2 separate regions of the Homo sapiens genome follow, and region 2 is linked to region 1. The links are chromatin loops, found by intact Hi-C in ENCODE. Cell type or tissue: psoas muscle. All regions are shown on one strand.

Region 1 (5,000 bases):
CCAACACTTTGGGAGGTCAAGGCAGGTGGATCACTTGAGGTCAGGAGTTGAAGACGTGCCTGGCCAACATGGCAAAACCCTTGTCTGTACTAAAAATACAAAAATTAGCCAGGCATGATGGTGCACAGCTACCAGCAGTAGTAGTCCAAGCTACTACTCAGGAGATTGAGGCAAGAGAATCGCTTTAACCCAGGAGGCGGAGGTTGCAGTGATCCGAGATTGTGCCACTGCACTCCAGCCTGGGTGACAAAGAGCAAGGCTCTGTCACAAAAAATACAAAATAAAAATAAAAAATGGACAGGCAATTATAGTACATTTTGATAAATGCTATGATGCGGGAAACTCTAGAAAGATTTTGATTGAGTCCATTAGTCAGGATGTTCTACATTGCACATGATAGAAAACCCAAACAAAACTAGCGTAAGCAAAGAATGAAATTGATTAGCTCTCATAACTGGATCTAGTGTAGATGAACAGTTCAGGCACAGCTTTATCCAAGGACTGCATCAATGGTATCGAGAATTCAGTTTCTTCTTCTCATCTCTAATTTCTCTGTGCAGACTCTATTCCAGGCAGTGTTTCCAAACATGGACATAAGCTGGCTGCCAGCAGCTTCCAGGATATATCCTTTCAGATGAAAGTCCAAGAGAAAAAGAAAAGTCTGTCCCAGCATTCCAAGAAAAAAACTCTGATATTTAATCCCAATAGGATCATTTTAGGCATTGGACCCATCACTGAACCAATTACTGTGCCAGAGTTGAGAAGGCTAACATGCATTGGCTTATGCCATTAAAGGCCTACCCCTGGAACTATGGGTGGGATCAATCCCACCTAAACCATATGGCTGAGAAATGTAAAATCCACTTAGGATAAAGTTAGAAAGGCAATGGATAGATGCAGGGGAAGTCACCACACATGTCCACTACCAATATCCATAACAGAGACAAAAACTTGGGGTCAGCTGCACAGAGATGGTAACTAAGCCATGAGTATATGAGATCACCCAGTGCAAGTGTTGCATGAGAAGATGCCCCAGAACAGAACCCCAGGAAACACCAAAACTTAAAGATTGGGCAGAAAAAAAGGAGCCTTTGTAAGAAATGGAAAAGAGTGAGCTAAAGATGAGATGAAAGCCTGGAGGGTAATGTTTCAGAGAAGTCATTCTTTTCTGGAGGCTTTTAGGAAGAAAGTACTAGTCTATAACATCATTAGCTGGAAGAAGTTGGGTAAGATGAGAACTGAAAAATACCCCTTAGATTAGCATCAAGGAGGTTGCTGGGAGCCTTAAGGGGAACAATGTCAGCGGAGAAACAAAGCTAAGGCCAAATTATGTGTGTTTGGGTATGTTTAGGAAGGGTGAAAGGTGAGGGGTCTGTGACAAAGTAGAAAGCACGCTCTTTAGGAAACATGAATACAAACGGATGAAGAATGATAGGCTAGCTAGAAAAACATATGGAGTCAAGGTAGGATTTAACATGTAAGATGATGAAACATTTTAAAATTCTGGTTAGAAAATAAGAGTAGAGCAGGAGAGGTTGAAGATAACTTATCTGGAAAGTTTGGGCATCACACCTTTATATAAACATATATGCTATATACACAACATAAAAGGCTATTCATTACTGAACAAACCATGATGAATGATATCTTGGAGAGGTGGGAAAAAAAGTTCTAGTTAAAAATGGAAATGACATCAACTTTCATGTACTTTTTTTTTTTTTTTTTTTGAGATAGGGTCTTGCTCTGTCACCCAGGCAGGAGTGCAGTGGCACGACCATGGCTCACTGCAGCCCTGCCTCCTGGGCTCAAGCAATTTTCCTACCTCAGACTCCCGAGTAGCTGAGACTACAGGCAAGCACCACCACTCCCAGCTAATTTTTGTACTTTTTTTGTAGAGATGGAGTCTCCCTACGTTGCCCAACCTGGTCTCAAACTCCTGGGCTCAAGTGATCTGCTTGCTTCAGCCTCCCAAAGTGCTGGGATTATAGGCATGAGCCACTGTGCCTGGCTCTTTCATGCACTTTTAACTGAACTTTTGAGGTACTTATGACCTGAGATTTGTTTTTAATGAGATAAAATTTTAAGATATAATTTTAAATGCTTAAAAATAAAGTTTAGTTACATGCTGAAGTAAAAAGGTTGTTTCATTAACCTTTTTTAGATCGCAGACTACACTGAAAATAGATAAAAACTATGAATCCCTCATCCCAGAAAGAGATGAATTCCTTTTTTCATATTCTTCCAGGGAGATTCACTGAAAGACCTCTGAGGCCTGGAACAGATGTAAAGATTACGCATACAACCTTTTCCAAGGACTTGCCAATAGGATTCCTCTTTGGACTTCTCATGTCACCAGCCAGCAGGCTTCTTCTGCTTTACTTTTTTTTTTTTTTTTTTCTTTGAGACAGAGTCTTGCTCTGTCACCCAGGCTGGAGTGCAGTGGCGTGGTCTCGGCTCACTGCCAGCTCTGCCTCCCGGGTTCATGCCATTCTCTCGCCTCAGCCTCCCAAGTAGCGGGGACTACAGGTGCCCGCCACCATGCCTGGCTAATTTTTGGTATTTTTAGTAGAGGCGGGGTTTCACCGTGTTAGCCAGGATGGTCTCAATCTCCTGACCTCGTGATCCGCCTGCCTCGGCCTCCCAAAGTGCTGGGATTACAGGGGTGAGCCACCGCACCCAGCCATTCCTTGCTCTTAATCATAATTGAAGTTGTTATATCCTCCACTCCTAAGCCTTGAATGCCAATGCCAATTCCAATTCCTTCCTCCCTCTGACCTTTCCTTGTGCTGCAGTCTATAAAACAAAAACATTGAATGTGCCTTTTCTGGGGAGAAGGAAAAAAATATTATATTCAAATACTCCTGCCCCGTATCTTGGCTCCATCACTTCCTAAATTACATAGCCCTGGCCAAACATTTACCTCTCAGAGCTACCTATATTTTCTTCATCAGCAATGTGAAACCATCAAATGTTTATTTCTTCCACCCCACCAGGCCCAATCCAAGAATCAAGTATCTTTCCTTCTCACAGGAACCTATCACCTGATTAGAAACTAGCAAATAATTCATTCTCATTCTCTCACATCCCACTTGAAATATAAACTGCTTGAAGGCAGAGAAGAGGGCTTCTATTTCATTCCTTACTTCCCCACTGCTTATCACATTTCTTCTTTTAAAACCACCACAAGAGTTGCTGACTTAGTTGAGTATTAATTTAGAATACAGGTCTAAATTTTATGCTAGTCTCCATCGTTAACGTTCTCATCTATGTTTCTTCACAACTTTTCCATATTTCATCTTCAGATGAAATCACAAAATCACAAATAGCTTTGTTAGTGGCTTAAAGCCTTGTCAAATCATTATAAGAGTACCTTCATAGGGATGCCTTGTTAAAAATAAATACTATACAGATTATTTAACTGCAAAATAACTCATAGATGTTACAATCTTTCTTAATCCTGAAGTTTTGAAAATTTGACTCTTATGAATGTATAATATTAGTAAAGCCCTTTAGCATCAAGGACTAATCAAGTTAAAATCTCTCCAAGTTATACAACTGGACTCTGTTCACTGTACAGGATCATTGCTTTTTAAGAAGGGAATTGTTGAGATACTGCAAGTTATATTACCAAATTTTTAAAAATCCTACAGATAGTATTAGCTAAAGAAGGTTTTTTGGGGGGGGATAAGGTAATGTATTAAATAGTGTAGGACTGATTATACATATTATACATTCCCTACTTCAGCAAACCTTGAGTATAGAGTTTCTTTCAGTCAGACCTGAAATTAGGTCTCTCACTCATGTGGTTTCAATTAAGTTCTGTTATAAATAGCTCATAATATAAGCATTTTCATTTTTAGCACTTCAATAACTTCACTACTTTTTTGTTTTGTTGTTTGTTTTTGTTTTTCTCTACATTGCTTTAGAGAAAGATTTACTACTTTTAATCGTACTAGCGATAAACTTTGAAGAAAAAAAAACAATCAAAGGAAGTTACATTGTACCCTGGCATTGTCTTTCTTTTTTCCTTCTCAGACCTCTCAGGGATGAAGCCTCTTTATAAATAGCTAAAACCATCTATTTTAGTTTACAGTCTTCTAATACCAATGATTTGGTTCTTTATCTTTTAATATAAATACATATATTTAAGAAGCATATGGAATAATTTTTTTTCTTAACTGATTAAAAGTAAATGACAAGAACCTCAGTAGAATTTCAACATAGAGATATATCACAAATAACTGGAGAATTTTTAATTTTTAATTTCATATAATTTCAGGCAGACATTCTGCTTTATAGACTTTGACTTCACACTCCTGTCTTCAAAGTGGTGAAAATTCAGCCACAGCTGTTTTTTCATGCCATTTTTATTATGATATCTGGAGAAAAAAAAATAACAATAGATTACTTTGTATACAAGCAGGTGTCCAATACTTACTAATAACCAGTCTGCAGGGGAGAGAGCACTTAATGCCCAGGTCACTCTAGTTTCAGCCCATCAAGCCTTAGGAAACAAATCCAGAGGCCATTTAAAAAAAAAAAGGAATATTTGGCTCATCCCTTCTAGGACATGCTGAGGACATGTTCTCTTTGGAGAAGCAAGGAGATCTGCTCAATAACATTCTGGTGGAAAGCCCAGCAAAAATTGCTGTCAGTGGCCATCACAGAGCCTTTAACCCCAGCCTTGTAACCTGGAGCACTTGATCCAGTTGTGCTTTTCATGACCCTGTCCTCAGCCACCACCCAGGAAGTCGCCTCTCATATTCTCTTGCCCATCCTTCCTTTGCATTTTCCTAACCTTTATTACAGTTGAACCCAGGTTCCATCCCGAAGACAGGATTGATTCTGGGGCCTTTGCCCCCACATCTTGTGCCAAGAGATCCAGAGTGGAACCAGCTTTACCTAGTTAACACTGCCACTTTCATACTATCATATACCTCATCCTCTGGCCAAATCAGCCGATATCAATGGCTCTGAAATTTTGTTGCATCTAAAACTAC
Region 2 (5,000 bases), 200 kb before region 1:
ACCAAAAGATTCTCTCTATACCAAGTTCAATAAGTGGCAAAACTAACCTACAGTGATACAAGTCAGAATTGTCATTACCTTTCAAAGTTGATTAGAGCCTTCTGGAAAACTGGTATCTCTATTTTCATCTGAGTAGTCATTACACATTTAGTATATATTTATTAAAATTCATTGCTTTGTACACTTTTGGTGGATTCTATGTATGTTATATACTTCATGGTCTATGAATATTTTTCAGTGTGCTCTACATAAATTGTCCCAGAATCAAATGAATTTCAATGCTAAGAGTTAAAATTTAAACATAAAAGTCATTAGTTTATGTGAATTATGGAAATACTTACCAAAAGAGAACCTGATTGCCACTGTATCTCTCATAGCGTGCTCTTGCAGACATTAATCTATTAAAAAAAAAAATTGAAGATTTTATCTTACATTTTGTTTTTAAAATTGTTATAATTTGACCTCAACTAATTATTATAATCTAATTGATTGTTAGAAAATGACCAAATCTACCAGTATGTTGTCACTAAACTACAGAGAGTTTAGAAATATATGTGTATTTTATATATATACATAATGCAATAATATAGGTAATATTCAGTGGCATCAACCTTAATACTCTTTATGTACATTACAAAATCTGTCAAAATCTGTCAGTTCACACCAAATAATGTTTTCATTACAAAAAATATACATTTGTCTGATTCACTACTGAATCCTCAGTGTGAAGAACAGTTACTGGCAGAGGCATGTACATACAAAAAAATTGCTGAATATATAAATCAGTTTGCAATAAAAAATATTTTGAGTATTACAAAATGCTAATTTTTCAGTTTTCTTTCTTCCTGATATAATTATTTGGCATACACTAACAGCTGAATTATGTTATACAGAAAATATATAATAAATAATAAATCTCTAATAATTATATTTTATCAATCTGGTCAATAACCAGAAACTTGATGAAAACCCAGGAAAAGTCACTGGATAAGCTGTTCGTGGTGGGAACACATGTTTAATTAAAATATTATATAGTTAAGTGTTTTATAGCACTCGAAAGTGTTTTTATAAATATAATCATAATGATATATGATAACCAGGACAGATAGCCAGCCCATTTTTCAGAAGAAAAAAACAAGGTTCAGAAAGTTTATGGGTTTTCTCCACAGGAGCTTAGGCCAAATCAAGATTCCTGCTCCTTTCACTTGTATAATACAACACTATAATACAACATACCATACCCAGCTGAAGCATTTGGCATAATAAATATCAACACAAACTACAAAAAGATAACAGGAGTTTTGTCTTTACTAACTAGCACAACCTCAACACTGTGTTTTGCTTTAGGTACTTATTTTCATTTAATCCTTGAAATACTTCAACAAAGATACTATCATTACCCCTATTTTATTGAAGACAAAACCACAGTTAAAGGTTAGTTCTGACTTAAGGTCCCATGGCTAAGAAAAACTGAATAAGAAAAACAAATTCAGTTTTTATTGTCAGTGTTTTTCCCCAACTCCAAAATCACCCCTACCAAAATATAAACTCCAGGAAACCAGGGATCTAATCTATAATGCATATACCAAGGGCTTAAAACAATAAGGAATATAAAGGTGCTTAACAAATATTTGGTGAATAAATGAATGAATGGCTATACAGCGTGTGCTCTTAAATACAGAACGACACTTACCTAAGCTGATGTTCCCTGAGATTTGATAATATTTCCATTCCATGAAGATAAGAATAAATAGTATTTAAGTCCTGTGGAACAGAAGAAAAAAATTAGATTATTTTTCAAATATGCTGTTTAAAATATAAGGCACCCCACAATTCTGATTTTAAGCAAACAACCACTTATGGCAAAGCAGTTAACTATGGAAAAATCATAAAACCTCTGAATCATAAAAGATTTGAAAAGGCAGAGAAGAGATCCCTCAGCTCTCAAAGGAACTCCTCTTCAACGTGACCAATGGCCTCTATTCATTCAAACAATGCCAGAACCCCAAATTCATTATTTTATATGAAAGTATATTAATTCATTATTTCACTTCTAAGCAGATGTAAACTTTCCTTCTTTAGTGGCCTCCAAATATTTGATATCCAATATCCTGGCTGACATCTCTAGAGATGACCCAGTTTATCAATATTCCTCTTAAAATATGACTTTCTAAAGAATTTCTTTCTAAAGAGACTCAAAATGACATAATCTACCACTAAATAAAAAAGATTTCCAATGGTACAATCCTATTGTTCACTCTGTGAAAGAGGTAGAACATCTTTCTCTATTCCTCACCCAGATAACTAGGCATTAAAACAACAACAACAACAAAAACCTCAAGATGACATAGTATAACCTCAACTAAGAGCAGTGGCATAGCAGAAGAAAGTGGAAAGAGTCTATAGATCCCTAACAGCAAATAGTATTGTACCACTGATGTCATTTAAGATTAAAAGCAGACAAGCTACGAGCTGATGGGTGCAGCACACCAACATGGCACATGTATACATATGTAACTAACCTGCACGTTGTGCATATGTACCCTAAAACTTAAAGTATAATAAAAAATAAATAAATAAAAAATAAAAAGCAGACAAGCTTAAATTCGCTATAAAAAACATACTTCCTATTTCCTATGAGGAATAATGCCTTTATACCAGGGCAAACTACTTCCAAACACTGCCTTCCCACTCTGATATACAACTGGCCAAGAAAATTATCAGATAGTAGTGGGGGTACTGGGGGAGAAACTAAAGACAACTTGTTTTCTAGTAGGTTAATAAGACAACACGGAGCCATTAAGAAAAGCAGCAAGCTAGGCTGGTCACGGTGGCTCACGCCTGTAATCCCAACACTTTGGGAGGTCGAGGCGGGCGGAACATGAGGTCAGGAGATCAAGACCAACCTGGCTAACACAGTGAAACTCCATCTCTACTAAAAATACAAAAAATTAGCCGGGTATGGTGGCAGGTGCCTGTAGTCCCAGCTACTCGGGAGGCTAAGGCAGGAGAATGGCGTGAACCCGGCAGGCGGAGCTTGCAGTGAGCTGAGATTGTGCCACTGCACTCTAGCCTGGGTGACAGAGTGAGACTCCATCTCAAAAAAAAAAAAAAAAAAAAAAAAGAAAAAGAAAAGAAAAGAAAAGCATCAAGCTGAGCACAGTGGCTCTCGCCTGTAATCCCAGCACTGTATGAGGCCAAGGTGGGTGGATCACTTGAGCCCAGGAGTTAGAGACCAGCCTGGGCAACATGGTGAAACTTGCCTCTACAAAAAATAATTTAAAAAAATTAGCCAGGCTTGTGGTACACATCTGTAGTCCCAGCTACTTAGGAAGCTGAGGTGTGAGGGATGGCTTGAGCCTGGGAAGAAGTTGCAGTGAGCCGAGATCGCACCACTGCACTCCAGTCTAGGCGATTGAGACTCCATCTCAAGGGAAAAAAAAAAAAAAAAAAGGCAATAATCTCTAATTCCAAAGATAACAACTGTCAATTAACCACAGTGAATTGAACAACCACATTTATTTCTGCTAAATCCTTACTAAAGTAACAGTGAAAAAGATATTTAAGTATATAAAAATAAAGATTTGAATAGGTTAAAAGAAAGGTCTACCAAATTTTAGCAGATAGCAGATGAAGCACTGATATGGTAAACTGTATTTCCAAAGATGGCCACAGAGGTATTTCTTATCCCATATGCTCTTTTGCAATGCAGTCTTGCCAGTTACCCATCAAAACCTGGAATCTATGTGCCCTCCCCACAGATGTGGGTTGGCTCTGTGACTTGTTCTGACCAAAAGAATACGATAGAAGTGAGGTTGTATAAAAGATTCAAGCACCCTGAGACCACTAATGTTGTGAGGAAGCTCCAGCTAGCCTTAGGGAGGCAGAAAGGCCACATGGAATAACACCAAGGTACTAGATATGTAAGTTATGCCTTCCTAGAGCAGCTTAGAGCTACCAATTGAATGGAACTAAAAGAATGATCCCAATTGAGGCTCTACGGGGTAAAAGCACCAACCACTCAGCCAGAACCTGCTGAATGTAGGTAATAAAGAGAGTCATGGCAAAAGTGTGGCTCACAGTGGGTCCACTGAGTCTGCAGATCCACCTAATAATGGTCATTCCCCACTCCCTCAGTTTATAATTAGAATTTATATACTTGGCAGTTAGAATACCCTAAATAATGGGTCCATGACCTGTGTGGTAAAAGCCGTCACAATGGAAAAAGCCAAGTGGAAACCTCTGCCCCATTCCCCAGAACAAGACAGTAAATAAAAGACTATTTCTTCCAGAGGGGCACAGAATAAAGACTAGTGCCACCAGTAAAGACTCAGAAGTACGCAGAGGTAATAGTTTCTATTGTATTCTATTTAATTTATGGAGAAAGCAGACAGATCCTAAAAAATGACTGTGCAGACTACCACAGAATGAACCAAATTCTAGCCCTAATCACAGCCTGCAGTCTCAGCCATAATATTGCTGCTGAAGCTGATTAAGCCTCAAATACTGATGTGGTGTTACTTTCCATTACTTTACTTTCCATTCCAATTAGAAGATCAGAAAAAAATCTGCATCCATGCAAGGCAATATTAACTTACAGTTTTATCTTAGGACTCTTAACTCTTCCGCTCTCTGTCATAACACAGTCAGTGGGGGTTGGGTGGGGGACAGACATCTAAACCTCCTGATCTATTTACATATATTACATCATGCTGATTGGACAGAATGAATAAAAGAATAGGCTAGAGGTGACTGGTACCCTTAGAGTCCTTGGTAACACACATGCGGCTCCAGAAAATGGGAGATAAACACTATGAAGACTCAAAAGATATGCCATTTCAGTGAAGTTTTTCGGGATACAGTGGTTGGGGGCACGTCAGGACACCTCCTGCAATGTCGAAGTGACTTTGGCTTTAGGTCAAGATAAAATAAAAGAAACTAGACTTACTCTTCACCTAAAACAACTAAAAACAACAACAAAAAAGACAAATATATAAAAC

What was found. Hi-C counts contacts between places; a loop is a spot of excess contacts. Peaks named below come from ENCODE experiments on the same cell type or tissue, not always from the same donor. Only the 100,000 strongest peaks of a DNase experiment are listed, where the experiment ranks them.
Region 2: it touches region 1 in a loop (2.3-fold over the local background); 9 of 110 quality-filtered maps call a loop at or near these places.

What each region holds. Positions count from the first base shown.
Region 1 is chr5:131,802,880-131,807,879 of GRCh38, forward strand. It overlaps MEIKIN (meiotic kinetochore factor), which reads right to left. Exons shown (of 13, transcript NM_001303622.2): 13 at 4,111-4,379. The coding sequence ends at 4,357. Among named protein-coding and RNA genes, the nearest start is that of FNIP1, 8.4 kb to the left of the region's middle. In psoas muscle, no CTCF peak of the experiment used is centred here; no DNase peak of the experiment used is centred here; H3K27ac peaks cover 1,646 bases.
Region 2 is chr5:131,602,930-131,607,929 of GRCh38, forward strand. It overlaps RAPGEF6 (Rap guanine nucleotide exchange factor 6), which reads right to left. Exons shown (of 28, transcript NM_016340.6): 2 at 1,694-1,764; 3 at 342-398. Among named protein-coding and RNA genes, the nearest start is that of RAPGEF6, 30 kb to the right of the region's middle. In psoas muscle, no CTCF peak of the experiment used is centred here; no DNase peak of the experiment used is centred here.